Linked DNA regions of Mus musculus: regions 1, 2, 3, 4, 5 and 6 are each linked to region 7. A link is a loop called in an ENCODE intact Hi-C map of the cell type or tissue named here. Cell type or tissue: heart. All regions are shown on one strand. Links, peaks and the distances in the headings refer to the core of each region. The heading gives the core; the rest is flanking DNA.

Region 1 (4,523 bases), core at 1-4,000, 500 kb before region 7:
GTAATCATGTATTCAAATTCCTAATCTAATACTTAATACAATACTCAATGGGTTACTTTACCCAACCTTAACTTCCTCCTTTAATCATTATGGTTATTTCTAAATGGTGTTTAAAATACCAATACACATTCTTATGCCTTGAATTTAACACAGGTACGAAAAGGTTTGTTGTACACAATCTATTTACAATATTGTAAACACAGGGTTGTATTCTCTCTTTTATAATAAGGAATCTAGTACAGAATCTGTAATCTCCAATGTATTAACTGATGGCTACCTCTGTAAAGTCCTATTACAAACATTGGAAATTACTGGTTTCTCAGAATCTTGCAATGAATAGAGGCCATATGGCAATTAATTATGCTCTACACAGCAATCTCTCTAATTGATTCGCTACCAAAATATTTATTGATAAGTATTTTATTTGCTCAACTGTATTACTGATAGTGTAGGTTTTCCTTGCTACTTATACCCATTGCACAAGACGTTCCTCTAGGAAATATCAGTTACACTGAAGTTTGTGCTAAGTTTCAAACAGAAAACTTCCCTTCTACACTATTTATCACTCTACCACCATTTTCACATCACTAGAATGCTGAGTAGGAAATCAAACACAGCTTTCAATACTTTCAGTGTGAAAGATAGCATATTACCCAGGTTTTACTACGGAAACACCTCGGGTATTCCTGTTCCCATTGAGAAGAAATGAGAGTTCAAGCTACGGATCAGTCCATGGGGATTGGAGATGGAGGCTGAGATTTGACATTCTTCAACTGCCATTGTCTGATCTGAGGAATATTCACAGACTTGGACCAGTATCATTTTCAAAAGACTAAATATCCATTAACATTTCCAAGTAACTATTTAAACACACACACACACACACACACACACCACTCAAATAGAAAGTCAGACCCAGTTTGGGGGAAATTTCCAGAGAAAGCATACTGAATGTAAATATTAATAATATATATCAATGTGCACGGGACTAAACCACTTGAGAACAAGCTTGAAGCAAGCCAGTTCGACTCAAGTCACTGAGCCTTGGGAGGCAAGGACCTCGAAATGATTCAAGGCTTCCCTACAAGGAATTATTTAACGGTGTTTACTCTGGCTCCCCAGAATCTCTCTTCAGACACTCCCCTAACCCAAAAACCAAGGTTGGGTGGTTCCTTTCTGTCCTCTGCCAACTAATGTCAAGCCTATTGTAACTATTTTCTTGCACCCTCACTAAGGTATGAGCTCCAAGTGGTGTAGAATCAAATTCTGTTTGAGCCAAGACCACAGCAGAAAGTGCAATACATATTTAAATGTCCAATTCTGCTCAAATATAGTGGTTATTTTTCATAATGCTAGTAACAGCCCATTAGAGTATATGCAAAAACCAGTTCAGTAGATTATGACCACCATTTTAGCTGAACAACTCTATAACTCTACGCTTATAATAAATGCTGCTCCAGGAAATGTCTACCTGGGCTACCCGGTACGGAAGCCGTACGGAGTCATAATTTTAAAAGACTTCACGACAGTCAGTCTTAAAAAAAAAAAAAAATTCACCGAAGGCCCTCCTCTCTTTATCCAGTTCGTTTCTTCCATTCTTTTTAACCTTTCACCCCGCATTCCACTCGTTACTGAATTCTGTACCTAACCGGGTCCTGGGGACATCCGCTTGCTCAAATGTTTAGAGACCCTGGGATGCTTCGCGAGAGAATAATGGCTGCCGCCGCCTCCAAGAAAAGCCATTATTTCAGCTTGCTAATAACACACACAGGGTCCCTCATGTCCCTGTCCCTTCCTCCAGCCCGACAAAGGGAATTTATTTATTCCCAAACGCAAATCTAAGGCGGTTGACTGAGGCTCAGGTTGCGGCCTGTACCACTACGGGGCCGGCTCGGAGGCGGGGCCTGGCCTGTCGCCCGCCCGCCCGCCCGCGGACCCTCCCTCCAGGCCAGCCGCCACGACTGGGGGCGCGCGACTCACCGGGCACCAGTGACTCAGATTCCGCCATGCCGAAGCCTGCGAACGGAATCTGTGCCTGCTTCGGAAAGATAGCAGGGGCGACTCGATTGAGCCTAAGGTGCTGCCCTACCCCCTGGGACCCCCATCGCGACCCTCTTGGCATAGACCACTACTGTGCTCCCGGAAGTCAACAAACAGACGCTAGGGGCAACGGAGGCGGAGCCTTGCGGGGCGGGGAGGGGCGAAAGGCTTTTGGAAGGAGGCTGGCGGAAGCTGTGTCAGTGAGGCGCAAGCGCAGATGCCATGGTCGCGGCGGTAAGCGACCGCACACCCTCTAGCGGTCGCGATTGGAAGCGGCCATGCTGCAGACTCTGGAGCGCATCTACTTCTGAAGGGATCCTGGCCATGCAGGGACCTAGAGGGGATATGGTGACAACATCATGTCTCACATAGCCCTAACTTCTGTGACTCATGCAAACGTCAACGCACAGCTTTGACAACACACTAGGACTAACAATCTGTAACACAGCAAGGTACTAGGCGGTTTACATCCCAAATGTCATTTGCAATCCTAGGAACAAAACAAATATACTCGATGCACACATTAGATCCTTATTGAATAAATGGTCGTAATAAATGTTATTACAATCATGCAAGTTGAATAATGCCATTCCTGTTTGCGGATATGCCAATTAAACATAGGAAGAGAAGCACAGTTCAGGTTGTTTAGCCTGAGGTCTAAACAGTCCGCCTGCATCTCCTATAAAACTAAAGGGCCAAGATCTATACAATTTCCTCTGAAATATTATATTTTTCTGGATAAACCTTGGTTTTCCACCCATAATAGTTGGCCACAATAAAATAAATAGGAAGAAAATCTTCCAGGATGAGTCCATTTGTATACCTGAGGTAGTTGGGTCTCAATCAAGCACAACTGAATTTAAGGCTCCCAGAATTCGAGAGTTATTACCTACACTTACTCAGGGCACTTTTATTAGGAAGGAAAGAGGGAATAGAATCCAATCACTTGTGTACAAACTAAAGTTGAGGATGAGATTCTAGTAAAGATGCTTAGCAAGGAGCACCGACCTGGGAACAGGGATTTAAGAAAGACAAAAGCTTGTCTGATGACGACAAAGTCAGGAAGGTCTGAAGCCAAAGAAACTGAATGAAATTAAAGAAGTCTGGACATAGTTAACTGTATGCAAAGACTGATAAAGTGATCAGTTCCTCCCAGGACCTTGCTGAGGCTGGTTCGAGGTGAGATGGCATGTCCACAGAATCGGACGCTTTATCCTAAAGACTATGGAAAGTCATGGAGGAGCTTTAAGCTCAGAAGTGATAGGAAAGGACCAGTTATGCATGTTCTTGAAGTGATTCTACCTGTTTGGGCTGCTTTTCTGACAAGCAGTTTGAGCACTGAGAGGCAATTCAAAGGCTATTACAGGTATTTAGGTACAAAAGTGGTCAGGCTGCCCGAAGTTCAGTATTTTGGCACACAGGAAATGGTGTCTAGTTGTCAACTCTTGGAAAATGCTGACCTATCATATAACTTACATCAGCAGAAAGGAACAAAAAAGGTAACTTAACTTATTTTGAGGAGAACTTAATACTCATGTCTAAAGGCTCATAACAATCATGATGAGAAAAATCAGAATATTTAAAGACTTTCTTTGCTTATCCTGTTATTTCATTGACTTCTAAAAATAAATTTCAGAGCATAAGTCAGTGCTGAGCACTTCCACGCTGGTTTCTCACATAAGTATCTAGGCAAGGGTGGTGCCGTTTACAGAGATGGGAAGTGCTATGCAAGGAGCAGAGGAGGTTAGAGTTAGGTCAGTAAGGTAATGGAAGAGATAGTGAGCTCAGCCCTTGAACACATAGGAAAGTCAGGTGGAGTTGCTGAGCACAGCAAGCAACTGATGCACAGAAGGTCCAGATGGAGCCAGACACTTATGGAACTCCTGGATCAACGCTATCATGGCAGTCTCGGGAACAGGTGAAAGAAGGAAAGGGAAGGACAAAGGAATCTAAGGTGAATCGTGAAGAATGCCGAAGTATGATATCCTAGCAATGGGTTATAAGGCTTAAAAGGTGATGAGAGAGAGAGAGAGAGAGAGAGAGAGAGAGAGAGAGAGACTGGAAAATACTGCACCAAACAAGAGTATAATCAAATTGTCCACATAATGTGTACAAATTAAATGACACCGAATTACCTTCTGAAGTTAGAAATATGGTGATCATTCTCTGTGTTATAAAAAGAGCGGTTTGCTGGGGCAATGGAAGAGGAAACAGTATTGGAGTAGGAAGTTGGAGACGCTGAGGGAAAAGCATCCCTTGAGCATCAGCATTCGAGACAGTAAGTGCAGAGGGACCCAGGAAGAGAGGAAGCAGCATTTGAGCCGGGAAGAGGGGTGAAAGGAGGGCTTCTGTTAAACTAAGCAATGTATGATACCACTGGGAGGTCCAATTGAATAGATGCGGAGAGAATCCTTCTTCAGAAAAGTAATAGAATAGAAATCCTGGAAGACAGCAAGGCCTTGCATCCAGAGAATATGGTGGAG
Region 2 (4,568 bases), core at 427-4,426, 370 kb after region 7:
ACAGTGGTTCTCTTCCCTCAATATGAATACTGACCTCCTGAAACCAAACACAGGCAGGTGAAGGAGCAGCACACAGAGAAGAGTGGGCTGTGTGCCAAAGGGCTGAGGCAGGGGTCAGGAACCTGGACAGGACCACACCTATCAGCCAACAAAATGAGTATTGTCTGGGAGAAAACATTGATTTTTGGGTCAGGGTTTTGGCCTGGCTGGTCCTCTTCCCTCTCTAGCCATCTGCTGCTTCCAGAAACAGGATTTGGGAATCTTGGGCCATTGCCTGTTGCTGCCTTTACTTTGGATTCCCCACTTTGTCATGGGAAATGGGAATCCAGGATGCACATCTCCGTGCGGAGGAGCATAGAGCTGTGAGTGCGGCAGAGGAGGTGCAGAGGGCCGACTTGAGATCTCGTCAGACCTGAAGAGGGCTCTGGGTTCCAGCTCATCATCAATTCCAATGACAAGGTTTCCAAGACGAGATAGTCATTTATTATATAGCCCCTGGCCACCTTCTCTAAGGATGGCTACTTGTCAGCAGTTGGGATACTGGCCCTTGCCAGCTGGTTGATGTTCTCAGGCCATTAGTGTGCCTTGGGAGTTCTGGGAGTGGTCACATAAGCTGTTGTAGTCAATGTGAGTTGCTTTGGCTAAATGACACTGTGCTTGAGGGGTAGGGAGGGTACCCCCTTTGCCCCTGTAAATGTATTAATAAATAACAACTGAAGTGACAGAAACACAAGAGCTTCTTTCTCAGACTTATAAAGTTCCACCCCTCCCCAACCCCCAAATCCGGGCCTGGGCCACGAAAGTGGAGAAAGATGGTAAGCCAGGATCTCAGGCCAGCCGGCAACTGAGAGGTTAACTGAGAAGGCACAAAGGGAATATTTAAAATCCTAGCTTCAGCCCCTGCCTGCCTTCTGTTCTCGTAGCCTCATGAATGGACAGTACCAGGATAAAACACACTGCACCTTGCTCCTGCTAATATCCACTCCAGTCCTTAATGCAGCAATCTCCAATCACCTGGCTTATCTCCTCCCACTGCCTCCCAGAAAGGGAGGGAAGCCAGCTTGACTTTGCCCTTGCCTTTCAAGTAGCAAACAAACAAGACAGGAGTCAGCTGGGAGTCAGTTCAAAAGGCCCACACACACCTCTTTCTCTCTCTATCCCTCCCTCCTTCTTCCCGCTCCACCCCAGCCTCTCTCTCTCTCTCTCTCTCTCTCTCTCTCTCTCTCTCACACACACACACACACACACACACACACACACCCTGTCCCTTGCAGGGAGTAGACAGCTATAAATCTATGAGTTACCTTGTTACTACCGGGGGCTAACTTGTCAAAGCGGTAGCTTCTGATGTGGACCACACAAGCGTGCTCCGCCAACCCCCACCCCCCACTTTGTAGTCCCATTCTCTGGTTTCTCTCAGGTTTGGCATCTGTCCAATCCCACAGGAATTCAGCTGATAAATGAATTCATACTCAAAGGTTATTGACTTAATTTGTCACCTCCACCCAGGAGCTATTTGTACTGAAAAGAAATCCACCAGGGAGAGGGCAATGTTTAACTGCAAAGAACACCTTTCTAATGGTGGGGTTTCAGGCAGCCAGGCCTTTGGGCAGTCTCTTTCAGATCAACCCAGAGGCGACTGTTCTCTCAGCAGATTGGTGCTGCAAGGGTATTCCTACTTCAGTGAGCATGGGGATGAGCTCGAGTGTTCATGTAAGACCGAAGACTCTTGAATGCTAGAGATGTGATTCCATCTGGGTGGAGCCCAGGGAATCTGCATTTGAACCCACTCGTCACTTTCCGGCAAGGTGGCCAGCGGACCACATTTTAGGAAACTGCTTCAGTGCTCTGGTTATGTGCTGTGTGGAGGCTGGATGTCCAAGAGCGATGCGTAAGCAGATTTGGTCGCTTCTGAGACTCCCGTGGCTGGCAGCATGACACTTTCCTCCTGAGCTGATGATACACGATGGCCCTCCCTCTGTGAATCTACCCCGGATCTTTCTCTGTGCATCTAAAGTTCTTCCACATGGAAGGAAGACAGGTGACTAAGTCCACCCTAATCATACATTGCCTCACCAAACAGTTGTATTCTGGCCAGCTCTTGTTTGTTTGTTTGTTTGTTTTTCGATACAGGGTTTCTCTGTGTAGCCCTGGCTGTCCTGGAACTCACTTTGTAGACCAGGCTGGCCTCGAACTCAGAAATCCGCCTGCCTCTGCCTCCCAAGTGCTGGAATTAAAGACGTGCACCACCACGCTGTTAGCCAGCTCTAAACAGTTGTATTCTGAGGTCATGGAGTTAAGTAAGTCTTAAGCACATGAAATTTGGAAGAGGGCAAAACGCTGTGTCTAACAGGCATGTAGAAAGGAGAGAGAGAGACAGACAGAGACAGAGGTAGGAGAGAGAGAGGGAGGGAGAAAGAAAGGGAGAAACAGAAAGAAACAGAGACAGGCAGGCAGAGACAGAGAAAAAGAAACAGAGAGACAGAGGCAGAATTTATAAATGGATATCAGGCCATCCACCCAACCCTCCCCTTCCTTCAACACTGCAAGAGAGAAAACATAGGCAGGTTAAAACGGAGTGGGGTGGGGGCTGGGGAGGAAAGAAAGAAAACAGTTTCATGCAGAAATCATTGAACTCCGCACATGACGGGAAGACACCGCGCCCCCTGTTGGCGCCCACAGCCCCTGCGTAGGCAACCAACCACCTTGGCTCACCCTCTAAATTGCCTTGCCTATTTTATCTCCCCTCCTCGCCAGGTTTCTAAGCTGCCTTTCTTCTTTCAGCTTTGCGGCATAGAACAGTCCTTGGCGCTAGCGACAGCGTGGCCGCCTGAGGCAGCCCTGGCCTCCACCTTCGAGGATGTTTCTTTCCCCAGAAAAAAAAAAAAAAAAAAAACTCAGTCCCTTCACCCTCCACATTCACCATCACCATGGGCAATCTAATTACAGCCTTGTCTTAAAAGAGAACTCATTTACAATTGAGACTTCTTCCTTATGAAAACGGAACATCTTGAACTATGTTTTATGGCCTCCTTTTACAAAAATAAAAAAGGAAATTAATTAATTTCCTCGTACACAGGGAAGACTCATGAGGTCTTGGAGGTTGCGCGTGCACGCAAAAGAAGGGTCTCTCTCTCTCTCTCTCTCTCTCTCTCTCTCTCTCTCTCTCTCTCTCTCTCTCTCTCTCTCTCTCCCTCTCTCTCTCTCTGCCTCCCGCTGTGTGACAGTGAAATGCTAAAATGATTTTGGCAGGAGAATATTCTCAAAGGCTGTTCTGATTTCAGCAGCAGCAGTAGAGTATCTGCGAACGCAGGCTGCACCTCTGCCCTGTGGGGCTGTTTCTAATTGCAGGAGGTGAGCCACAGAAATCCTTCCCCTAGCCGGGCCCAGAGAAAGCGGCAAGAAACCTAAGGAAGATAATCGCGTCTGCCACACTCGGCGCTCACCACTTAAAGGAATTAACTTGTTGGAATAAAATATTTCTATGGGTGCAGAAAACTATGCATTAGAATAATGAGGCTGACCCTTCCCTTTCGCGTCGCAATCATAGGGGTTTGTTTCTGCTCTCTCTAATCACAACATGCTATCTTCCTCCTTGCTCACACCTCTGCAGGCAAGACTGGCTGCGAATACTCCAGATTATCACCTTCTCATTTTGAGTGTGAAATAATTGCCCAAGGATGGAAACTGACAAACATGAATGTGAATTTGGGAAGGCAGCCCTCTTGTTATTTAGGAGAGCTGAAGTACAAAAATCCTAAAAGCCAGATTTCTCCCCTCTTTGTACTACTTAGAAAATGATTTCCAGTTTTCCCAAGTCTGGATTGATGTGCAGTCTTAAAGACAATTGGGATATTGATGCACTTAATTAAATATCTATAGTATGGAGCAGCTGGATTACCTGAGGATAGACCCCATGGGTTTCACTCTTGCTGCCACCATTTACTGACTGTGTGATCTTGGGCAAATTACTTAACCTCTCTGTGTCTCAATATTTGTTCCTCTCTAAAAATGGGACAGTAATAATAATGCTTTATGAGATGGCGAGATGAACTAGTATTTGCACTACACTTGATATTGGTTCACAGTTCACACCTGGTTTTATAGCCCTGTAATCCCAGTTACTCAGAAGGAAGAGGCAGGAGGATCACAAGTTCGGGGCCTGGCTAGGCTACAGAGTGAGTTAAAAGACCAGCTTGGATAACTTAGATCACATGTCAAAATTAAAAGGAAAAAGAAAGCAGGAGATGTGGCTTAGTGGTATTTGCCTAGAATGCAAGAGACTCTGGGTTTGATTCCCATGAAGGAAATAGAAAATAGCAATGATCATAGAGAACACTCAGTAGATCGCAGACCACTGTATTTCTACCTATTCAATATTTTCTAAGTACCATGTGCAGTTATAATGACAAGTAGTTATGACCCCTGCCCTGGGAGAGTCTCCCGTAAGTGCATGCCAGGTGTGTGAGCAGTTTATTTTATACAGATTTCAATAAATGCCCAGCAAGAACAATAGTAACCCAACATGGAGGCCATAAGCAGAAAAGTTTAATTGGAATAGGGGATTG
Region 3 (4,568 bases), core at 164-4,163, 64 kb after region 7:
TCTAAATCTGCATTTTACTACAGATTCCCAGATGACTAACATGCAAATCAAACTTTGACAAGTATGATTTTAGAGGTTTTTTTCCTATTACCATATCACTCTGCATCAAACAAAATCAAGAAATGTTAAGAGATGTTCCCACTAAGAATTTGCCCACCATCTAGAACAATCTCTGGGATTCTGACCCTTTAATACCCTCTCCAGAGTTCCTGAACCTTCTTTCAGGATCTATACCCAACTAATTACACTGCCAGCACTCAGGCCTCTAGACTGAAAGGAAAGCTGGGTAAAATCAGGTGGATCTGTGGAAGAAGTTTGCGGGAGGAGCTGAGAGATCCACATATGTCACACACATGGGCCCCACGGCTCCCTCAATGTAGAAACTAACTTTCTAGTGAGTGAGGAGAGAAGAAACTGCCAAGTGTTCCTCCAAACTGTACGGAGCCCCGCCCCTACTCCCACCCCGCCCCCAACCGAATTCACACCTGGCCTTCTAAGTTGTTATGACACTTTGTTTGGGAAGATAGACGCAAGGTGCCCTTTCTTATTTAAACATTTGTTAGTTAGATAGGGAAGTTTTAAACATTCAGGCATATGGTATGTAGGCCTCTGTTTGTACTCTTGGCTTCGTCCTGCAGATGTTTGGGGTGAGCCTGCTCCTGAGGAGCTGCAAGGACTTCTAAGGCTTTCAGCACAGCATGCTCCCCTTGTCTTCAGGAGCCTGGCTGGCTGCCTAGTTCCCTGAGCCAAGCCACATTCCTTTCTTGCTTGGAGATTTTTCCTAAACCTCCTGGCTATTTAGCAGATTTCTTTTAGGATTGCCTTAAAGGAGCTATTTGTTTATCTCTTAAGCAAGCCTTCTTCTGGCTTCTCTCAATCTTACCAGATCAGTCTCTTTGGATCCAAGTCCATAACAGAAGTGTAGTTCTATGCTAAGCATCTACTCAATGTAGAGCCCAGAAGCCAGATTCTCCACCATACCAAGTGGTAACCTGAGCCTCATCTCTGAAATTCTCATTTGTAAAAAGGCAAGGCCCGGGGATTTACATTCTTAACAAACACTCTGGTTATCCTGATCCTGGCGGCTGGTGGACCACACTTATCGAGCAGAGAGGAGAGGAGCTTCCTTGTCCCTTATGTGGCCTAGTTCCGTTTATAACATTGGCTTGACTACCAATTAGCTGCTTAGACAGTGGTGAGTCACACGTGGCTTGGAGCTCACAAACTCCCCTGCATTTATTAGGCATTAGCTTCTCGTGGAAGAATGTAATGGGTACAGGGAACCCACCAAAGTGTAAGACAGCGCTCTAGTCAGGAGGAACTTACATTCCATCCCTACTTACTCTTATTCGGGCCTATCTTGGTTTGTGAGTGAAGAGCTGCATGGAGAAAAGCAGAATGCAAACACATGAAAAAATGTGCTAGGAATGGGTATTGCATGAACATGTGACTCTAACTGCAACTTTAATAAATGTCAATCCAAAACTATCAATCTGAAGACTCATTTAAAACGTTTTAAGCTGATAAAACTGAGACGTCTGAGTAAACGACATAGAAATGGCAGACAATAGGAAAATGCCTGATTCCATTGTTACCCGAAGGAAGAGGGAAAGCATCTTTTGTTTCTGTTTAGCCTGGAATTACTCAAGTGATTATCTGGGTTGTTCCCCAAATTCAGACTAATCACTTGGCCTTAGCATTCTTTGATATAGCTTGGTCGTGGGATTAGAAATGTAAGCAGTTTTCTGTTTAGCAAATTTCAGGCATGACTATCAAGGCTGACATCCCTGGAAAGAGCATATAAACCTCCTCAAACACTCTTGTTGAGGTTTCTCTCACATCACAGCACGTAGGGAGCCTCTAAAGGAGCCTTTGTTAATTAAATGCCCCTTCGTCTTCAAGACATTGAAGGAATGAGTTAAAGATTGATTGATTGATTGATTGATTGATTGATTGATTGATTTTTGTTTTTTCAAGACGGGGTTTCTCTGTGTAGCCCTGGCTGTCCTGGAACTCACTCTGTAGACCAGGCTGGCCTCGAACTCAGAAATCCCCCGCCTCTGCCTCCCAAGTGCTGGGATTAAAGGCGTGCGCCACCACTGCCCAGCTCGAAAGATTTATTTTTAACAGCACCTCACGGTCACACCACACTTCAGTCCCTCATATCTCAGAAGGAACAATGAATGCTGTGTTTGTGATTCGTCATCTAACTGGGGTGGATCTTTAAAACTTCTGATCTGTGTCTGAGAACGGATTGGGAACATGCTCACCAGGACTAAAGGTCTCATTGTAGCTCCCATATCATGCTTCATGGCCTTGTGAAATGAAATCACACTGGACTGCCACACAGAGGGCCTTCTTTTGAACTTCCTGGGCAAGTTGCCAGTCAAATTCTCTGGCAATTTTCTTCTTCTTCTTCTTCTTCTTCTTCTTCTTCTTCTTCTTCTTCTTCTTCTTCTTCTTCTTCTTCTTCTTCTTCTTCTTCTTCTTCTTCTTCTTCTTCTTCCTCCCTCCTCCTCCTCCTCTTCCTCTTTATACGGGGAACCACTGAAAGCAGTCTCAAGGCTGATTTCTTTCTGCTCCTTTCTCCATTAGAGCTCAACCTTGTGTCAGAGCACCCTAACTGGGACAGCCCTATTCTCAGGCACCTAGCCTGGCATGTGAATGAGTGAGTTCCCTGCCCAGCCATCCAGTGACTGACTCAAAGACCTGTGGGGCTGGTCTGTGTACGGTACTACAAGCAGCATTTTCCAGTCCACACCTGCTGAGCAGGCAGCCAAGAGGGAGGTTTAGGAAGTAGAGAAAAGGTGAGAAGGCATCAGGGTGAGCCAACTGTCCCACCTCTGCTCTTTCCTGCCAATGATGACTTGCAGTTTTTGCTTAAGCAAGTACTAGTCTAGGCTATCACTCACAGGACTAGAAGTGCCTGATTTGGGGCTCTTTGATGGGAAACAGAAGAAGTGATTGATGGAAACGCTGCCTTCCCAATAAGAAATTCAGCTATAGGCATGAGGATGTCAAAAAAGTGCAGATTGGGATAGTAGGAGGCCCATTCTAAAGTGAACACAACCTAACTTCACTTCATTCCACTCAGTATTGTCTCTTGTTTTCCCAAGCTGTGTGGTATCTGCATACATACACAGAAGAGGGTGGAGGGTGAACCTGACTGATATACACTTCATGGACCTCTCTCTATGCTACCTGATGTTGGCAGTTATCTAGACCCTGTTTAAATGCTTCTGATGATGGGGTGTGGGATACAAAAATATCCCAGATAGCAATAGTATTAGGTGGGTATAAAATGCTGAACTCAGCCACATTGGAGCTTGTGAGGAACCTAAGTTAGGATGAAGATGGAATTGGCTTATCAACTTGCTGACCTTGAATAGCTGTGAACTTTCAGGGGTCCTGATGTTAGGACCTCTGCATCTGATCTGGAAATAATTCGATTATGCTTTGGAATTCTGTTATAAGCAGTTTTTAAAAAATAGATGTTTTTCCTCACATAATATATTCTGATCATGGTTTCCTCTCCTCCAACTCTTCCATACCTAGCCAAATCCATACAGTATCTCTCTCATAGAAAATAAGCAGTCATCCAAAATAAAATAAAAATAAAAGAAATTCGAAAGAGTACAATACAGACAAACAGAAAAAAAAGTGCTCAAACAAGCACCCCACAGGAAACATACTCATGAAGGGACACACATTCTCACAAACAAAGACCCCATAAAAACATAATATTTGAAATCATAATATGTGCGCAAAGGACTTGGAAGGTAAAAAAAAAAAAAAAAAAGCCTGAACAAAGCATTATGAGAAAAAAAAAATCCAGCTCTGAAAATACCATTGTCAGCCATCTTCTGTGGGTATAGTCACTTTTACTTCCTGTCTCTGCTGAAGTGGCAGGTTTTTAAAAAGGGGTTCCAATTACCGTAGTTGGAAAGTTTTTAAGTAATTCTTAATGAGAAGATGCATTTTAAAGTGAAATGAAGGCAGACAGAAGTTGGGGTCTGCAAAGGACACTTGAATTTTCCTAGGGACATTCAGACACTAGAATACTTATGTGCCATGTTTTTTTTTTTTTTTTTTTTTTTTTTTGTTCTTTCTTCTTTTTAATTAAACGTTCCTCAGGCATTCATTTTGCTTCATTCTCCCGAAGGCTGTCTCAGATGTTTCTACAATGATCCTGAGTCCATTTCTGTTCCAAGAAAGTATCACGTAGGATTTGGATCAAGTGTTCATGCTCTTAGGAGGAAATGAAAGAGAGTGATGCTCTGCATAACTGCTGAGCTCAAAAAGGATCTGGCTTCAGGGAAGGCTTCATTCAGTGGTGCCAGTGTTGTCCCAAGACCAAAGGTTTTTTTTTTTTTCTTCTGAGACAGGGTTTCTCTGTGTAGCCCTGGCTGTCCTGGAACTCACTCTGTAGACCACGCTGGCCTCAGAAATCCACCTGCCTCTGCCTCCTGAGTGCTGGGATTAAAGGCATGTGTCATTACTGTCTGGCAAAATAGCTTTATTCTTAAACAGGATGAAAAGACATTGGCAGTAGTTTCCTTTAATTTTTT
Region 4 (4,568 bases), core at 210-4,209, 63 kb before region 7:
TGTTCTTTAGAAAAGACACAAATTTCTACGTGCAAAGTCAGACATATATCTTTCATCTGATGACCACATTAATAAAACAAATATCCAACCAATGAAACCGTATTTGGCAATTTTATACTGCTGTCCACTACCACATGGATGAACCTCAAAAACTACTTGGCACAGTGAAGGAAACTGGTTACAAAAGACCACATACTACGGTGCCATTGATGTGAGTGTTTGCGATAAGCAAATCCATAGAGACAGAAAGCAAATTAGTGGTTACTAGAGCTTTGCCTTGGGAGCCAGGATTGACTGAAAACAGACACGGGGGAACTTGGTGGGGGGTGGTGGCGATGGAAGTATTTTAAAACTGGATGGTGGTGATGGTTGTACAACTCGATAAATTTAGTAAAAACCATTGAACCATATACTCACAATGGGTGAATTTTATGGCACGTAAATTATATTTCAATAAAGCTGTTCAAAAGTATGCACACAGGACATTGGCAGAGGCCTGAGCAAGTGAGAGGCCCTGGAGCCTCAGCTTCATTAACTTTTCAGGAAATCTGTCTCTGCGGAGTAGCTGCCTGAGGCAGTGAGAGGGTAGAGAGACAGCCAGGCCTCTTCCCTCCATTTTCCCTCTACTCTTTTGGTCTGCCCTCCACTGGCCTAACCTGCCAGAGGCCAGGTAAATGGAGTGTTTTGTGACACACAGTGGAGTATTTTAAGGACAGGGGACAGATCTGAGAACCAAGAAGCAAGTGACAGTTTTGCCAAACAGCACCCAGGTGGCACCCCCATGGCCATGTGCTGGCACAGCTCAGAACAATCCTTCCTTTTGATACTGAAAAACATTTTGAGAGGGATTCTAGAGAGCAGCCGTGTTTCTGAATGAAGGTCCAAGTTACTGATTATTTGTCTTAAAATAATGTAAAACATTGCAGTTGCCAGTTAACTGCCGTTCATTCATCACCTGAAGGTTCAAAATCATGTGCTCATAAATACATATTTATCAGAGGATGGGAACAGGCTCCAAGTGGGCAGAAGAGGGACCTAGAAGGTGATAACTCACAGGATAGGAATGAGTACAATGACTGTAGAAGGAAGGAACAGCACTGGAGATGCTTAGATCTGTCTTCCTACTTGCGAATCAACCCTGGAACTCTGCAATGTTCCCTCAGTGGGATAATTTCAACTTATATAGGCTATTTCTCTTTAAAAATATATCCATATAAGTAAAAAATTAATCCAATTTCTTTTCCTTTCATGGTAATAGTTGCTTTTATTTTCTTTTGCTTTTGACTGACATAAATGTTCAATAAAACAAAATATTTTCATGATCTGTGGGGTTTTTTGGGTCACTACAGTTATTAGTTTCATTTCATGATTATTACTGGATTTTGTTATATAGCAGGAAAGTGTGCTAAAATAATCTTCTCTGAGTGTCCAATAGGCTAAGTCTGAGGTATTTATGAACCAACACATATTGCAATCATTGCAATCGAGATGAAAAGAATATTAAGAAATATGCTTTGGAATCATGCAAATATTAAGCCATGAGTGAAAGACTCGAGCAATGGTCTGGACTGGCACAGTGGTAAATGACTGCAAGCCCAACTATTCAAGAGGCTCTCTTAAGGCCAGGAATTTGAAGTTGGTGCAGGCAACGTAGGTTATTTTAGTGTTATCATCCCAGTTAGACAAACGAGGGAAGTGAAGTCCAGAAAGGCCATGTGACTTGCTCAAACACCTCCAGCTAGCAGAGTGCGGATGAGGGACTTGAGTCCTGATGGGATCTACTTCAAAAGCCATGCTCAGTCTTCTGTCAGTTATACCTGAGACAAAGATTGTTCTCAGTTGCTCTGTTAGCTCTTCCACAGATTCTTCCATCTTGGAAGGAATCTCCCAGCAGATGGAGTGAGAGGTACCTCTACCCCCCCTGTGTGTGTGTGTGCGTGTGCGTGTGCGTGTGCGTGTGCGTGTGCGTGTGCGCGCGTGCGCGTGCGCGTGCGCGTGCGCGTGCGTGTGTGTGTGTTCGCTGTGGTCCTTAAACATTCTAAGCAAGAGATGTAGCATGGAGCTCCATCCAAGAAGGGGCCATTGTGGTTTTTTTATGGCACTGTCTCACTGTTTATGTACTTCAGGCTAGCCTCAAGCTCACCATTCCTCAGTGTCTTGAGCTCGTGGACTGCAGGCACACACCACTTTAATAACACATGGCAGGGTTCCGTTCTAAGGGCACCAACTGTGAAGTAATCTGAATTAGGACGACTTGGCTGTTTATTAGACAGTGCGAAGAGAACAATAGGAAGGAAGATTGATTTTTTTTCAAATAGTATCTAAGGTATTCAAAGTAAAGTTAAGTACTGCAGCACTGGACTTTGTGAGGTCAATAGACTCGAAAAAGCCAGAGAAGAAAAGTGCTCATTGCTTCTGCCAAAGGTAATACTGACCAACAACACTAGATGGCAAAATGGTGCTAGCTATTGTTGCTGTAAGTTGAAAAAAAAAGCCAAGTGTAAGTTTAAAAAACAAAAAGTCTCTATTATTCTAGTTTTATGGTCTCTTTTTTCGTTTTTAATTTTAAAGTTTATTTTAGGGAAATTGATGTCCACATAAAGTTCATATCTTAGTTTTTAAAATCATTGTTTAGAAATGCCCAGGTTCAGGTTCTGTCAGGTGGGTAAATACAGGGCTCGCTGCCTAATGGCTGGCTGCTCAAAATCTACTTCCTAATTGATCAGATAAAAATGGGAGGACAACAGGAGATGATGGACAACTATGAAATGTGCTTCCAAAAGCGGTGTGTTAACAGAAACGTGACATAAATGTGACAAATGTATATGGCACAGATGTTATCTGTCACGGCCTTTTCTGTTTAAATAAACTTGGGAGCAAAAAAACAAATTGGACACACAGGCACTCATTTCACTCATCCAGAAACAAGCATCTCATATTTGCTGGACGCAGCCCAGAACTGAGACAGAGAGAGAGAGAGAGAGAAGGAGAGAGAGAGGCAGAGAGAGAGACAGAGAGAGACAGAAATACACAGAGAGACACAGAGAGAGACAGAGAGAGAGAGACAGAGAGAGAGTTGTCCTGTGGCAATTAAAAAATGTATGGTGGAGGTAGAGGGAATACTGATGCATCAATACTGTTAACCATCAGTCTCTGAATCATTCACTCTTCCTCTTCAGACTTGTGATTAGAGCTGCAGGTTCTCACCTTCTTAGATTCTCCTTCCCTGGGAGCCTTCAGACCACCCAGGGTTGTCCCCAGAATGGGCAGCAGGAACATCAGCATATTAACACAGAACACACACACACACACACACACACACGTCAAGGGTTCAACACTTTTATATGCTCTCTGGATTGTCTTCTCAAGTCAAATTTAGTTTAGTGCTTGCTTTATCAGAGGTGCCCGATAGCTGCTAAGAGATAGACTGGAATCAGGATGTGGAGCCACTGAGGAAAATTGGTCTAGAAGTTTTCTAGAACTTTCTCCCCAGACAAGATGAAATATTGCTAGCAGAGGCAGAGTCGGGAGAGGGGGACACTGATATTGAGGACACGGTTGCTAAGATAGGCACACCAATGAAACATTTACTACTAATAAAACTTTAACTCATCAGCTCAAATAGCAATTTTTACATTCAAACATTCTAACACAATGGCATTTTAAAAAATACACTCGTTTGCTACTTATGTGTAGAGGAATGACAGTCGAAAAATATTAAAAATCTGTTTTCTGTAATCAAATCATTATGTTTCCATAATAGAAGAATTTTTTGTGTATACACAACCAACAATGCAATTCATAACATAATAGTCTTGAGTGTGAGCCGAGGTGTTCTGATAGTTGTCACTGGCTTTACCTGACATACAGTTACACACCAGACAAAGTTCACCTCCAGTATGTTTAGAACCAAGGCTACAGTAAAGATGCATGAGCCAACAAGAGCAGCACTGTTAGAAATACCCCACACTTATTACACATTTGACTTTGAATTAAGTTTTGGTGATCACATATTCAAAAACTTTCTAATGTTGCCTTCCAGTATCTATCAGCAACATCCCCAGAAATTTGTTAGGCCTTTAAATTTTTCTGACTCTACCACAAACCTGGGAAATGAGAAACATCTAGGCTGGGGCCCTACCATCTGTGCATTAGCAATGCCCCCATACATTTCCCAAGCTCAAGGTCAAGAACAACTAACTGGCTTAGAGTGACACTGCCTGCCTGGCAGGCTTGATAAACAAGGAGGTATGAACAGTTAGGCCTGGCAGTGCCTTATGCTCAGATTGTGCTATGCTTTATCATGCAGGCACTCTTAGAGCAACTGAGAGCTTCTAAACAGCAGAGGGACCAGAACAGACCTCTCCTTCCAAGCCATTCTTCTTGTGATGGTGCAGAGTAGGAGGTAGAAGGAAACAAGTGGTTTCTTCCTTCAGGGCTTTTTTCTCTTCTAGCTTCATGTCTACCTCTGCCCACTAGTTCTAGTTTTTTCCCCCTATGGCCTCTTGGACTGATCATCTCACTCACCTTCTTACTTTACTAGGCTAGTTGACTCAACTCAATGAGTG
Region 5 (4,568 bases), core at 263-4,262, 190 kb after region 7:
TACCTGCTCCTAGGTAACTCCAGGCTGGAGGCAATCCCAAGCCCACAGCCCACTGTAGCCTTCATGGATAAGAGTGGTATCCTCTGTGGCTTGTATTGTAGAGAATGCATAGCAAAGTATTCTGAGTTCTTCTACCTGGGTGTCAAGTTCAAGAGTAACACTTCAGTATCGACCTTTAGAGCAGAAGATGAGGTGCATATACTCTAGAGACATGGCTTTGTGCCTATTTCTCTACATACCACCCTCTCTGTGCCACACTCTAGCCCCTTTTTTGTTTTCTCAAAGTAGAAGATGGTTTCCAGAGTTCTTGAGTCAAGCCACTTAAGAAGGGACTTTGCTGTTACCATCCAAAATTGAGCATGCACACAAACTCATACACACACACACACACACACACACACACACACACGCACACACACACATACCCTACACAGATATCTAAAAGAAATCCTGACATCCAGTAAAAGTTCTGCCCAGAGAGGTTCATAAAAACACAACTCTCAACCTAGTATTTCCAGGCAAAATCTAGGATTCAGAGTTAAAACATAATTCCTGATAAAGACCAAATTGCTGTTTTTAATATGCCAAAGAGTGCATAAAAATTGAATCCACATATATCCAAAATCCAAATCTGAATAGGCATTCTTATATATTTATTAAATCTGGTCAACTGACCCCAAGTCAAATGTCCATAAAAGGGTCATAGATACTGTTCACATCTTGTTGGGCAGGATAGTAGTAAAAAGAGAAGAAAGGGGACTAGGACCATGTTTAACCTTCAAAAGTATGTACCCAGCGTCCCATGTCCTAAAACTTCCCAGAGCCTTCCAAAGTCGTATTACTCACTAGGGTTCAGATGTTCACTACATGAGCCTATTGTGACATTTCATTTTCAAGCCAAAATAAACAGGGAGAATGTTGGCACTGCAGATGTCTCCCAGAAGACAATAGTTAGAAGAGTGGTGATGTTGGATGTCAGTGGAGAGAGCAGAGAAGGCCAAGGCATGGAAGACTTCTTTGCCGAGAAGTACGGAACTTGTTCTTCAAGATTCAGGGTCAGGAAACAGCAAATGGATTGTGCAAGAGGCTGTTACTATGGATCATCCCCAAATTCTTGTATCAAAACGAGGAACCATTTGGCTCTGCACATACAAATCATTGCTAAGGCAATTGTATATGCTAGAAGGTAGAAAGCTGGCTAGGAAAGTGCCTCAGGATAATTTTGAAGAGTGAGAGGTATTGATTTGATGGGGGTTGGAGGGTGGTAGCAGGAAAGGTTATCTAATTCTCAAAAGGCATTGCCAAGTAAAAGTAAAATCCATTAGTAAAGAAAGACTAGAAGAGCCCTTTGATAGCACCTCTGGATTTGTGTCTTGTCTGTATTAGCCCCACCAATCCTGTAGAATTCCTCCTCTCAATTCATTCTACTCTACTTACCAAAGTCTGCTGTGCACCTCCAAATGCTTGTCGGGTAATATACAATTGGAAATACCAAAAATGAATAAGTTATAGATCGTACTCTTGATGAGATGATAGCCAAGCAGTCGGGCAAACCATCAGCAAACACCCTTTTGTGTGCAAGGTACTATATTATATAGTATATATATTCAGGAATGGGGACAAAGAGATAATTGTGACAACTTGTGTCTGAGATGGATGGCACTTGATCTGGCTTGTAAAGGTTGAATAGAAGTTGGAAAATCAGACAAGATCATGAAAAATAGAACAAAGGCAGAATCACGATGGTGGGGCCCCTAAGGGTACATTGGAGCCAGGCCCAGAACAGTACCTCTAGAACTTGCTGAGGTGTTTAAACTGTGTTCTACATGCCACATTTTTTTAAACAGGGTGGTGCCAGAAGGATAGCTGGGTCTTTAGAATATGTCTACTGGCCACATAAGGAAGCTGGAATGGAGGAGGAGGAAACTGAGTTCACAGAGAACATCCAGAAGGCAGCTGCCAGGTTTCCCATGAGTAATTCTGAACCCAGAAAGACTGTGAGAGTCAGTGATGTAGAATCAGAAAAGACCTATGTTGTGAGGCAGGTAAATCCCCTCCTTATTTGCCACATGGGCTGGCTGTGTATGAAGGATGTTGGTATTTGAGTAGGCCAAAAGAAGGAGGGGATTTGGGAAGGGCCATAGTGACAGGAAGGGTGTTTTCATCATACACCTGCCAAAAGAAGTGCGTGACTCACTGGATGGGATGCCGGATCATCGAGAAGCTTTTACAGTCCCCAGTTAGCCTGGCTCCTATCTACTTCCGCAATTTTACACAGCCTCAGAGGCAGGCCAACTGCCAAGGGGTGGAGTCCACATTGTCTTTTCACAAATGGAAATAGTATCTACACCAGCCATAAGTATATTGAAAGGGAGTGCCTTGGTAGGCGGTACATACTAGGGGAAGACTAATAAAGAGCAGATAATAAAAACCTTTAAAAATTAACTTACAGTAGTCGTACAGAGTAATATCATCTCCAACTAAAATAACCTGGCTTGTGGAAGAATTAAGCTCGAACAGTCCTGAAAAAAATAGCAAGGTAGGTCCTCTATAGAGAGTGGCCACTGTTCAGAGAGCTGGGGTAGATACACAGTTCATGATCTGCTCTGTTCTCCAGAGCAGCCACGTTGAATGACAAATTTCTGCTCCACTCTACAGATGGAAAAGTAAGGCTGAGAGGGTTCTAATGGGCCCATCAACAAATGGAGTCTAGAACGATTCTCCCTACTCAAACTGGCAGTGTCGGACCAGTAGACATGTTTTCTTTTTTAATGACCAGATGGGAAAGATGATCATGCTAGATGAAATGAATGCTTCCCTCTCCTCAACACTAGGAAGCACTTCCCAACAGCACAATCATTCCCAGAGTCATATTTTGTTGCCGGACCTTTAAAAAAAAAACCCAGCCATGGTGGGAACTGTGTTAGTAGGAAGACCAGGGCTGGAACAGCATTTAACAGTGCCTGATATTCTGTTTGCTTCAGCTGATACTTAACAGTCCAGTGGTTAGAGGATGGAAAATAATTATTCAGTCTAGCCCGGAGATTGAGTGATAAAAGGCAACTTTGGGCTGCTGATTAAATTGTTTATTTAAGCACAAGTTCAGCTCTATCTTCAGCATAATGTGATGTAGGAAGAAGATAGGCATCTGTCCTCGAAAAGAGACACTGGCAGGGGCGGCACCATGCCCCACTTCTGCTCACTCCCACTGCTGCTCTGGGACAGCCTGCTGTGTCTTTGTTTCCTGTTTGTCTCTGGATATTGTGAGGCTGGGATTGGATTGAGAGACAGGATTGATGGTGCTCTTTGTCCAAGCTCTGCCCTTTGAGGAAGTACAAGAAGCCGAAGACTATTATTTTGAAGCAATAAGGATGAACGCAGAGAGTGTTCTAGAGTCTGGATCTCTTGATTTTTGGTCGCTTATTCTCTACATTGTTGTGTGTGTGTGTGTGTGTGTGTGTGTGTGTGTGTGTGTGTGTGTATGTCCTTTACAGAACATATTTCGTCTTTAAATGCTTCTTGTTCTTTCTGAATTCTTCTCCAGGCTTATGGAAGAAAAAGACTTTGATTTCTCTCTTCAGTTTTCCTTTATTTTCTTCCTTCTCTGTGTTAGAACATGCAAAGTTATAAGTAATGCACACTTTAAACCCTTAGTTTGTCAATGCTTTGAATCTATGAGAACTAAACTTTCTAGGAAACTTCTAGATCAGTAGTCAGCAAACTATAGTCCTTAGACTATATCTTGGTAAATAAAGTCTTATTGGGACATGGTCATCCGTGTAGCAATAATTTTGGTTGCTTTCAAAACAGAAATATTATGAGACTGTTTTTGTTATAATCCCAGGTGTAGATATATGGGGCTGCTTCAGATTGTCCACAGCAGCTGAGTATGATTTGTCTTGTGTTATGGCAGCGGTGTAATTTGGCCAGCTGCAGGTAGTTTCTGCAAGTGTATGTTTGGAATTCTGGGAACTCTCGAGAGGGTATTTAAATGCTAGTGCCCCGAGAGGGGTGCTGCCAATGCTGCTGGTTGCTGATTGCTATGAGCTGGTTGCTAGCTGCTGGTTGCTGCTGGCCAGTGGCCAGTGGCCAGTGGCCGCTTGCTGATGGTTGGAGATCCTGATGAAGAAGATCAAATTTCCCAAAGGAACTCATTGCCCTAACCAGCACAGAAAATTGTCTAATGATATTGCTGTCTTCCCCCTCCTAGCTTTCTCTCTGTCCTTCCTAGGGTTGGGAGATTGGAAGGGATAAGGATGGAGAAGGATGGTAGGAACCCATAAAGTAGCCAAAACTCTGGCTACTCCCCCCCTTCATTTCCTGTGCTTGCTTTTATGTTTAAATGGCAGGGCTTGCGAGTTGCAACAAGGAATGTACACCCAGCTCACAAAATCAAATATATTTAATAACTGGCCCTTGACAGAAAAACTTTAAGAAACTGTGTGCTAGACACAGATCCTAGAGACTTAATTGTAATTTGGGTCACCATAGCCTCCAAGGGGAACAACAGGGAACTAGAATTCTGTTTACATAAAGCCAGTGGCAGCATGAGAATTCAACAATAATGT
Region 6 (4,568 bases), core at 359-4,358, 160 kb after region 7:
AAGGGAAGCTCTTTCTCCAGATCGCTCTCTAATCTGGAGAAAAGGGGAGTCTCCCACTTGGAATTTTTCTTTAAAAAAACAGATTTTGGACTAATTAGCAATTATGCCTTCATTAGCAATTTGTTATGCAGCGAATTTCAAGATACCTAGAAAAGTTTTACGATTGGAATTATAAGCCTTAACTATAATTGCCTGTCCCCAGACATTTACAAATTCTGTGTTTAGCCCTGAGCACTTTGTATAAATTAATTTATTGATTCCTTGTGGCATCCCTAAAGTTTGTCTCAATTTCATACATATGTCTATTTTATGCAAGAATATCTGTAGTTTTTTGAGCCCAAGCTATACTGGACTAGTGGGACTCACAAGACTGGGGATTTTGTCTTTGTCACTTTTGTTCTAAGGCTAGGAGTAAGAAAAAGTAGAAATGAAGAATAAAATGTGTATAGAACATTCATGAGCCCATCCCTTTTGGAAACATACTTTTCTGCCACAGTATATGTTCCTTACCTACTCCCATGTTTTTGGAAATGGCAGGTGTTGTGTCCAGAAGAGCTGAGCTCAGCAGATGCCCAACTCAGCATTGGCTGACTCTCATTTCTTGAAAAAGATGCCATTGATGATCTGGAATAAAGAAGACCCCTAGCTGTATCCCCTAGTCCAACATTTTTTCAGATTCTGAAAGGCCCATAATCCCCTGGAAGTCTAGTTAAAATAGAAGCTGAATAACCCATGGGTGTGAGCTGGGCATGAGACTGCATTTTTGTCAAGTTCCCAAGTGATTCTAATGTCACTGGTCACTGTGGAGTTACAAGGCAGTAGTGAGCATCCACATTCTTCAGTAAACTTTTTACCTCAGTTTTTCTCCTTTGTAAAGTGCTGTTGATCTTCCTCAAAGGGCTGTTATATTAAAATAAGTGCTTAAAATGGAGCTTTCAGTATAGTAAACTATGTTGCTTGTCCCTATTATTCTTTATGCCCATGTACTTGCGTTTTTGAATTTTATTCTAGTATACAACCATGAATATATCACATTTCAAACTGTACTCTAGTCTGCCCTCCTGCTCAATCCTTGCACATCTGGTTAGCAGTGAACCCAGATAGCCCTTACACTTTCATAATACTCTAGATATTCAGCAAGTGCATTCAGGCTGCCTCTAATCCCTGCCTGCCCCACCTCCCTGTGGCTCCCTGTCACACGTTTAAGGGACTGTGGGAGTATTGAGACGTGGTTGATTCTTTAAGAGCTGGGATAGAATAGAAGGTGGGTAGGTGACAGGGGAACACGGCTTGCAGAAGTGATGAATATATTTCTTTTTTTAAAAAAAATTTTATTAAGTATTTTCCTTATTTACATTTCCAATGCTATCCCAAAAGTCCCCCATACCCTCCCCACCCACTCCCCTCCCCACCCACTCCCACTTCTTGGCCCTGGCATTCCCCTGTACTGAGGCATATAAAGTTTGCACAACCAATGGGCCTCTCTTTCCACTGATGGCCGACTAGGCCATCTTCTGATACATATGCAGCTAGAGACACAAGCTCGGGGGGGGGGGTAAACTATGTTATTTTTCCCCATTATTCTTTATGCCCATACACTTGTCTCTACAAGTATATGGCCTTACATGTAGCTGTAAGGGTATGGCTCATCAGGTAAAGGTACTAGTTGTGAAAGCCTGTTGAAATGAGTTTTAGTCCCTGGGATCTACATAAAAGTGGGTGGAGGGAAATGACTCCAGAAAAAGTGTGGATTGGGTGGCCTCCTCACAAGGAGATCTACGGAGCCTCATAGTCTCTGAAATAATTAAATAAACAAAGCTATTTTGTAGGTATTCCTCAACTATTTTCTTGTATAAACAGGAAATGGACTAATGTGAAGTTTCTGGGACTTGAGGTTCTTTGTTAGTGTAAACATACCCTGTCTTTAATCTAACGCTTTCTATACTTCATGTCTTCCTGAAAAGCCATTGCTTGGGTTTCATATTCTTGCAAGAGACGTTTTGTATTCAGAACACTTAATACGTTAAGGCCTTTCGTGTCACAAAATGTGTAGCACGGAAGACAAGAACTCCTAGTTTGAAGTCAGAATATGTGAGTTCAAAAGCTCATTCTACCACTTATCAACAATATTTTATCTTGAGGACTGTCTTTCTCCCTTTTATTTCCTCAACCACAGTAAAAGACAATACTGATGATTTTATGAGCTTGTTAGAAGAGATGGAAGAATCCCTGCAAAACAGGTTAACATCATGCCTGACACGTGATAAATGCCTAGCAACAGTTTGATTTCCGCATTTGTATTATGCAACTGTGAGGTCAGCTTCCTTCCTCAACTGGAAAGGTTTCTCGTGCTATGAAGACAAACACTGGTGTCATCTTCCTGCCTGTGTCACTGCCACCCTGCAATCACCAGGCTTCACTCTGGGGAATGACAGGACTAGTCTATCAGGAACACCTTTGCTCCCAGTCATCTCCGTTCCCTGATCCCACAATTTGGAAATCAGTGGGGAGGTTAGGAAAGGTTTTCACTAGTCCATCTCTGTCCACTGATTGGACCAACAATACAATAATCAAGGCATGCAATCTCAACAGAAGCCAGATGAGAGGTCACCCCATTCCTTCTGGGACTTTTAGAGCTGCAAGGAACTCACTGAGATAGTGTCTTGTGCTATCTTAATATCTTTATCCCCCTCATTCCAGTGTTGAAATCCTGCCACTTCAAATGATCGAATTTAGGAGGTGGGAGTCTTAGAAGGATAGTGAGAGCATAAGGGTTAAGGCCTTTATCCATATTATTAATATTTTCAAGAAGCTACTCTATGCAGTTCAACTTGCAAAATATTTGTTCCAGCACAGTTAGGAATGCAGCCCAACAGGTTTGCAAATTGACGCCATATCACAATGACAGAAGGTTGGATAGCAGCAATCTTAGAGAGATCCACTTCCCTCTCCTCACTATGTTTGGATACAGCAAGAAAAGGGCATTTGGGATAGATATTAGGGTACCATCGTGTATCAAAGTGCCAGCATTGATCTTGAGCTTCCTATTCTCTTGAACTGTGAGATGTAAAGTACAGACCACCCAATATATAGGTTTTGTGGAGTCAGTTCCCTCCACCTGCTTTTATGTGTATTCTGGGGATCAAGCTCATTTTGGCAGGTTTGTATAGCCAGCACCTTTACCTGCTCAGCCATCCCACGGGACTTAACGGTTTTTTTTTTTTTTTATCATAACAGCCAGAGAAACTGACACTCAGCCATTGTTGAGGTACTGTTTTGTACACAAATGGAAGAAAGCAGGGGTTAGTGAGAAGTGTGAGGAGAGCTGGAAGGATGACCCCTTCCTAGGTGGACACTAGTGAACATCACCCTGAATCTACAGACCCAGATCTCATATCTACTCTGCTCTTCAGTTGAGGCACAGAGGGTTGTTTGTTTATTTTGTCCCATGTGCGATGTTAGATATACAAGGCAGGGGCAAGTCATGATTAAACACTGTCTCGAGCCCCAACGGGCCAGTGTGACCTAGAGACTAGGACCAACGTCCCTGCAGTGAACCCATGTAAGTAGCTGGAGTAAGCAAAAAGGGCAGGTGCAAAGAGCTCAAGGTGAATTTTATGGATAAAGTCTAGAAAGGAGTAGAAATGAAAAAGAAAATGGAAAATCTATAGTAGCTTATGCTAGCCCAGTCCTTAGACTGATCTAGACACCTGGAGGGATGAGGTGAAAGAGGGCGAGTGATGTGGTTGTTAAGTCACTTAAAGTTTTTGTGCCTCGGCATCGTCATTTCCAGGGTTGCTGGAAGGATCACAGAAGATTAGCTCTTGAGCTTTGCTGGCACTCAAGAAGAACATGCTCCTAGCTCAGAGCTTGCACTAATGTACAAATACTACCCTGCCATGACCTTACCAAGCTGTTGAGATGAAATTTCAGGAGCAAGCATGCCAGGCACTGTCCTTCCCTTTGAAACCTTTACTGAGTTGCTCACCAGAATTGATTAGAGGCCAGGGACCAAAGTAGCAGGTAGGTTCAGGGCATGCTGGAGGAGAAGGGAGACTAGTGCATGGAGGAATGAAGGTGATGGAGTATGAATGCCTCTCCGTTGAGGGGGAAAGAAGCCGAGCTTCACCAACAGGAGGATAGAATCCCCAGTCTTGATCTGGAGGTGAATGTAAAAGGCAATCTACTTTTGTAAGCTATAGTGGAAAGGCAAGTGTGTCAAACCAAAGCAGGCACTTGGCATAATGAATCATATGCCATTTTACGCTTTGAAATAACTTTCTATGACGTTAGTTGTGAGGTTGTTCAACAAACATTGAGTGTGTAGGTTGTGCTAGACACTCATTATGTTGGGTATTTGTCAATAGCACTCTTACCTCAGCTCTCCTCTGGGGATTCTACTTGTCTTTTACTAATGAGAATAATTAGGACTAACCCTAATTTCTTTTTCATTTCAGCCAGCCTTAGGAAACTTCCATTTGCATTCCTTCCCTTCAGTGTTGCCTGACTGGTTAGCTAGTTGTAGAGAGTCAATCCAGTTGGTTAATGGACTGAGCAAAGGGGTTAAG
Region 7 (4,568 bases), core at 288-4,287:
CTTCTTACTCATGATTATGAGATTAGCCTACACATTCTATCTGGACAGTATAATAAAATATAGATGAAGTCTCTAGATTATAGCATCTAGGTTTTGTTTCTTTCATTATTTGAGTCAGAAAAATAAATACTGTATAAGATACTTACTGATGGGACATTTGAAAGTGTCCATTGGGTAATATATTTATAACAATATAGTCTCAATAAAATGCAAATGATGTTAGAGTTTGATCATGTGAAGTAGGTAATTAATTCATCTTTGCTTCCTATTTTAAGTTTATGTTACATACTTTTAAACTATGAATTTGATTTCAAAGAGGAACGTTCTCATTGTATTTACTTATTTATTTATTTATTTATTTAAGCTCCAAATGCTGTCCCCTTCCAGTCCTTCAGTTTTGTTTTTGTTTTTGTTTTTGAGGGGGGAGTGTTGTTCTTTTTTTTTTTAAGTGGATCTTGGCATTTGAAGAAACTAAATAATTAAGTTTATTTTATTGCTTTAATTTTTTTCTTTTATTTTTTGGGAGGTATAATATTTCATCATTTCCATCTTTCCTTTCTCTCTCAAAGTGCTCCCATATCTTTTGAATTCATGGGCTCTTTTTGCATAACTTATTGCTACACACATATAGGTATGCATATAAAAGTTCCTATTTGGTATTTTTAAAAAGTTACAACAGGTTTTGCCCTTCTTTTTACCTGTTATATTAAAATTTAATGTATCATTATCTACGTAGAATTCTCAAATAAATAGAATTGCTAAGAACAAAACCAAAGTTATTCATTAAAACTGTAAGTTTTCAGCTGGGCGTGGTGGCGCACGCCTTTAATCCCAGCATTTGGGAGGCAAAGGCAGGCGGATTTCTGAGTTCAAGGCCAGCCTGGTCTACAAAGTGAGGTCCAGGACAGCCAGGGCTATACAGAGAAACCCTGTCTCGAATATATATATATATATATATATATATATATATATAAATATATAATTAATATAATATAAATAATATATATATTATATTATTAATATATAATATTATATTATATATTATATATTATTATTAATATATAATTAATATAATATAAATAATATATAATATATTATTAATATTATATATATATATATATATAATTTTCCCTATACTCAGAATTTCTGCCATGACACTGTTCCTGTTTTATTTATTTTATATCCACAGAGGTCAGAAGAGTGTATTGAATCCTTCTTGAGCTAGAGTCTCAGGTAGTTGTAAATCACCTCATGTGGGTGCTAGGATCAGAACTTGGGTGCTCTGGAAGAGTAGCAAATGTTCTTAATCACTGAACTATCTCTCCAGCCCCTATTTCTAGTTCATATATCATGTAACAGTGGTTGATCTGTAACACTACAAAAATATTCTCTAACTCTATAAGAAGGAAGGTGGTCATTACCGTGAGAGCTCAGTAGAACACTTAGCAAGTTTGCTCATACTATTCTGTCTTCTGGATCTTGGTATAATTAACAGGATTCATAGCTGACTGGAAAAAAATACGCCAAAAATACTAAATAATGAATTGATATCCCTCTGAAGGAGCTCTCCAGATGTTTAATCCCACTTTGCTCTTTGTACAGTACTCACTGGTACCCATTACCAGTAGTTTGGATGAATATAGTGAACAGTTAACAAATGTGTAGGTAATATCCAAGTGTAATAGAGCACAAAATCAGAATTCAAACTACTGAAACATGCTGAAGTAATGATCCAAAATCTACTTAGGTAAAAGTAATAGAAAGTTTTGTATTTTGGTCCACAAAATCTCTTCTACTTAGTAATAGGATACACAAGTTTTGTTGCATATACAGCAACATATAAATGTAACCTAACCATTAAAACAAGTCCCTTAAATGCTAGGCAGCATTCTAAGAAGTTTTTATTTGTTGCGTAGTAAAAGAGCATTGCATCTGGCACTGGAGAATTAGGTCTAGAAAAGTTACCATTTACAATAAAATAGGTGCTTTCACCACTCCTTTTTGTCCCAGGAAAGGTGGTACTTGGAATGAGGTCCAGATGTGAAACTTGTAGACATGCCCAAACAACTTCCAAAGACAGTGACCAGGACGAGCTCAACCCAAAGCATGAATTTGTTACAAGAACTGAAGGTAACTGACTTGAGATGGAGTGGACTCAGGGAGACCACTGCTAGACTCACACGCCAGCCTCTATGTGCTTCAAGACTTTCTGAAGAGCTCTAAAACCATTGACCTGATACCAGAGGATGGAAAGCACAAAACGTAGGCAAGGGTGACCACTTGGTGGAGATGTTGTGAGCAATTTCAATACAAGCAGAAGGTTGGACTACATGGTCTTTAAAGGGAGAGTGCAAATGTCATATTTCCAGAACAGTTTTCATGAAGATATTGCTTCTAAGTTTTGTATCAGTGTGATCAAAACTCTCCTTTGTCTTGGCTTGGGGGCGGTTTCTAGTCTTAAATTCTTACTTTCTGTCCAACCCCAAGCCAGACCTTTTTATTTCTTCATTCCTTCTTCTTCCACCAGTTCACTTTTGCTCACAACTTTGCTTTGCAATTTCTGTTCGCCTCTAAAATGCCTTGTTCTCCTAAGCCATCAAAGAGACGCAACAGGAAGGGTAATTTGCGAATTGACTGAGGTGGGGGGGGGGGTTACAGGGGGATGATGAGCCAGTCAAGCATCACTTCCTGGTTACTGATTAAAGAAGGGATTCTACCATTCAGCATTTAAGAGCTTCTCAGTTAGAGCTTAGGACAACGTAGAGGGGATGCAGGATCTCAGACCAGGCTTCTAACAGGAATCTAGCACGCTGGTTAGAAAAAGAGAGACCTTGGCGCCTCACCTGAAGTCAGTACTCAAAAGCCATTTACTCAACTGATCGTTACTAGGGTTCTCTTTAGGCAAAAGGAATCCTGGACAGGTCGCTGGGAGCTTTCTGTCAATTCCAGATCGAGATAGGGAAGGTGCCTGGAGCAACCAGAGAAGCTGCCTAGTTTTTACTGGGCCTGGCCCAACCCGTTTAGTACCCATGTGACCCCCGGAATCGTTCTTTATTTTTTTTACAGCCTTGCTTTAGGAGAAAACTGGCTGCAGGCCGGTTGCCAGGGACGCCTGCCATTAGCTCTTCAGGGCCAGGGTGAAAGAGGACACTTGGGGGGAGGGGTTTATGGCTTCTGACTGGCTAGGGCCAAAAATTCATTTGCATAAGTCTCTCAGAAGCTTTCTGATTGGCTGGGGCAAGAAGGGTGGCGATGGGGTGATTCCAAGGGCCCGGAGCTCTGGCCTGAGGACCTTTTCGTTCTGAAGTTACCCGGTGGGTGTGAGTTATTGTGTGGGCAGGGGGGAGCTGGGAGGCCCGGTTTGGGAAGTTTTGCCGGCAGGTGCATGAGCCATTACCTGGCAGAGTTTTAGAAATGTGTAAGAACAGCAACCGAGAGTCAAGACACTAGAAGATCCAAGCAGAAGGAAGGAAATTGATCCAGATGAAGGATGGAGGCCAAAGGGAAGGGGCTAGAGGCTTTCTCCACGGCTTAGCTAATTTTCAAAGTGGGATGCCTTTACTAGGCAGTTGGGATTTCCGTTTTCTGGGAGCTGTTAGAGAAAAGAAGGCAGGATTCCAGCATTTAATAACCCAAAGCAATTCCAAATTTTCATTAGGGTGCATACTTAAAATATCCAGAGGGTCTGGGTCTCAGAAGGGGTCAAACTACATTTTAAGTTATGAGAAACATCAACTACTGGTAACCAGGTAATGTGTTTTTCTAAAGCTCTCTTCCTTGGCTCTTGTCTGCCATAAGGGTTAAAACAAGCCTGGACTGTTTTGAACACCTCTGTGCAGAAGAAGTGGTAAAGGTGAGGGTGAGGTCCTCTCTGGTTCATCTTAGCCTATTTCCCTATTTTTAAGGGTTCAGACTCTTGGCAGAAAATGCCTCTAAACTGTGATGAAGCCCTAAGTACTTTACAGTGTACACAGTGAAGAGTTTTACCGCCGATACCTCATTGAACCCTAATAGAACCCTTTGCCATAGCCCAAGAAGAAGTTCCTTTTTATTGCTAAAGCAACACTGGAAATTTTTCTCTCATGGGAGACACTCCATTTTGTTGACAAACAGAGGGTGGAAAAGTTTTCAAATCTGGGCATAAGAAGAGAAAGGCTGAGGTTATTGTTATGTGTCAGGTTTACACAATGCATGTTTCCCATCTACATTCTTCTTTCCACTGATCTCCTTAGCTCCACGGGGCAGATAACAAACATTATTTCATGTTTAAAAGAACATGGGACACTGAATCAGAAGGATGAGTAGCTGTCGTTCCAAATCAAGCTGGCTGGCTGGCTGGGACTGTGTCTCCATACATACATACATACATACATACATACATACATACATACATACATAAGAAAGCATTGGAAGCATGGGTTATGATCTAGAACCAGTAAACCAGAGGGAGATGGAGATTTGCCAGTCTGGGTTCTAGAGTTACCAATGACTTTTCTGTCTGTTATCAGCTCTTGTTCCCTTCAAAATTGAAAAGAGACATGATTTTCGGTAGACAGTACCAGTCCTTC

Evidence for each region. A loop is a pair of places that touch in the nucleus more often than their neighbours do. Peaks named below come from ENCODE experiments on the same cell type or tissue, not always from the same donor. Only the 100,000 strongest peaks of a DNase experiment are listed, where the experiment ranks them.
Region 1: a loop joins it to region 7, with 3 times the contacts of the local background. A loop is called at or near these places in 2 of 42 quality-filtered maps.
Region 2: it touches region 7 in a loop (4-fold over the local background); 10 of 42 quality-filtered maps call a loop at or near these places.
Region 3: it touches region 7 in a loop (2.7-fold over the local background); 2 of 42 quality-filtered maps call a loop at or near these places.
Region 4: it touches region 7 in a loop (2.6-fold over the local background); 2 of 42 quality-filtered maps call a loop at or near these places.
Region 5: it touches region 7 in a loop (2.7-fold over the local background); 2 of 42 quality-filtered maps call a loop at or near these places.
Region 6: a loop joins it to region 7, with 2.2 times the contacts of the local background. A loop is called at or near these places in 3 of 42 quality-filtered maps.

What each region holds. Positions count from the first base shown.
Region 1 is chrX:10,214,572-10,219,094 of GRCm38, forward strand. Rpgr (retinitis pigmentosa GTPase regulator) reads right to left here and starts at 2,224. Exons shown (of 17, transcript NM_011285.2): 1 at 1,981-2,224. The coding sequence starts at 2,122. In heart, for the core only: a CTCF peak has its summit at 2,308; a DNase peak (open chromatin) is centred at 2,170; H3K4me3 peaks cover 1,473 bases; H3K27ac peaks cover 863 bases.
Region 2 is chrX:11,085,397-11,089,964 of GRCm38, forward strand. No RefSeq gene overlaps it. Among named protein-coding and RNA genes, the nearest start is that of Gm39494, 96 kb to the left of the region's middle. In heart, for the core only: a CTCF peak has its summit at 2,661 (motif pointing left); no DNase peak of the experiment used is centred there; H3K4me3 peaks cover 1,159 bases; H3K27me3 peaks cover 198 bases.
Region 3 is chrX:10,775,485-10,780,052 of GRCm38, forward strand. No RefSeq gene overlaps it. Among named protein-coding and RNA genes, the nearest start is that of Mid1ip1, 60 kb to the left of the region's middle. In heart, for the core only: no CTCF peak of the experiment used is centred there; no DNase peak of the experiment used is centred there.
Region 4 is chrX:10,648,641-10,653,208 of GRCm38, forward strand. No RefSeq gene overlaps it. Among named protein-coding and RNA genes, the nearest start is that of Mid1ip1, 66 kb to the right of the region's middle. In heart, for the core only: a CTCF peak has its summit at 2,442 (motif pointing right); no DNase peak of the experiment used is centred there.
Region 5 is chrX:10,902,000-10,906,567 of GRCm38, forward strand. The region is part of intron 2 of Gm33984 (a long non-coding RNA gene); the gene reads left to right. Among named protein-coding and RNA genes, the nearest start is that of Gm33984, 20 kb to the left of the region's middle. In heart, for the core only: no CTCF peak of the experiment used is centred there; a DNase peak (open chromatin) is centred at 2,262.
Region 6 is chrX:10,869,461-10,874,028 of GRCm38, forward strand. No RefSeq gene overlaps it. Among named protein-coding and RNA genes, the nearest start is that of Gm33984, 12 kb to the right of the region's middle. In heart, for the core only: no CTCF peak of the experiment used is centred there; a DNase peak (open chromatin) is centred at 2,371.
Region 7 is chrX:10,711,754-10,716,321 of GRCm38, forward strand. No RefSeq gene overlaps it. Among named protein-coding and RNA genes, the nearest start is that of Mid1ip1, 3.3 kb to the right of the region's middle. In heart, for the core only: a CTCF peak has its summit at 2,279; a DNase peak (open chromatin) is centred at 3,178; H3K4me3 peaks cover 1,329 bases; H3K27ac peaks cover 1,145 bases.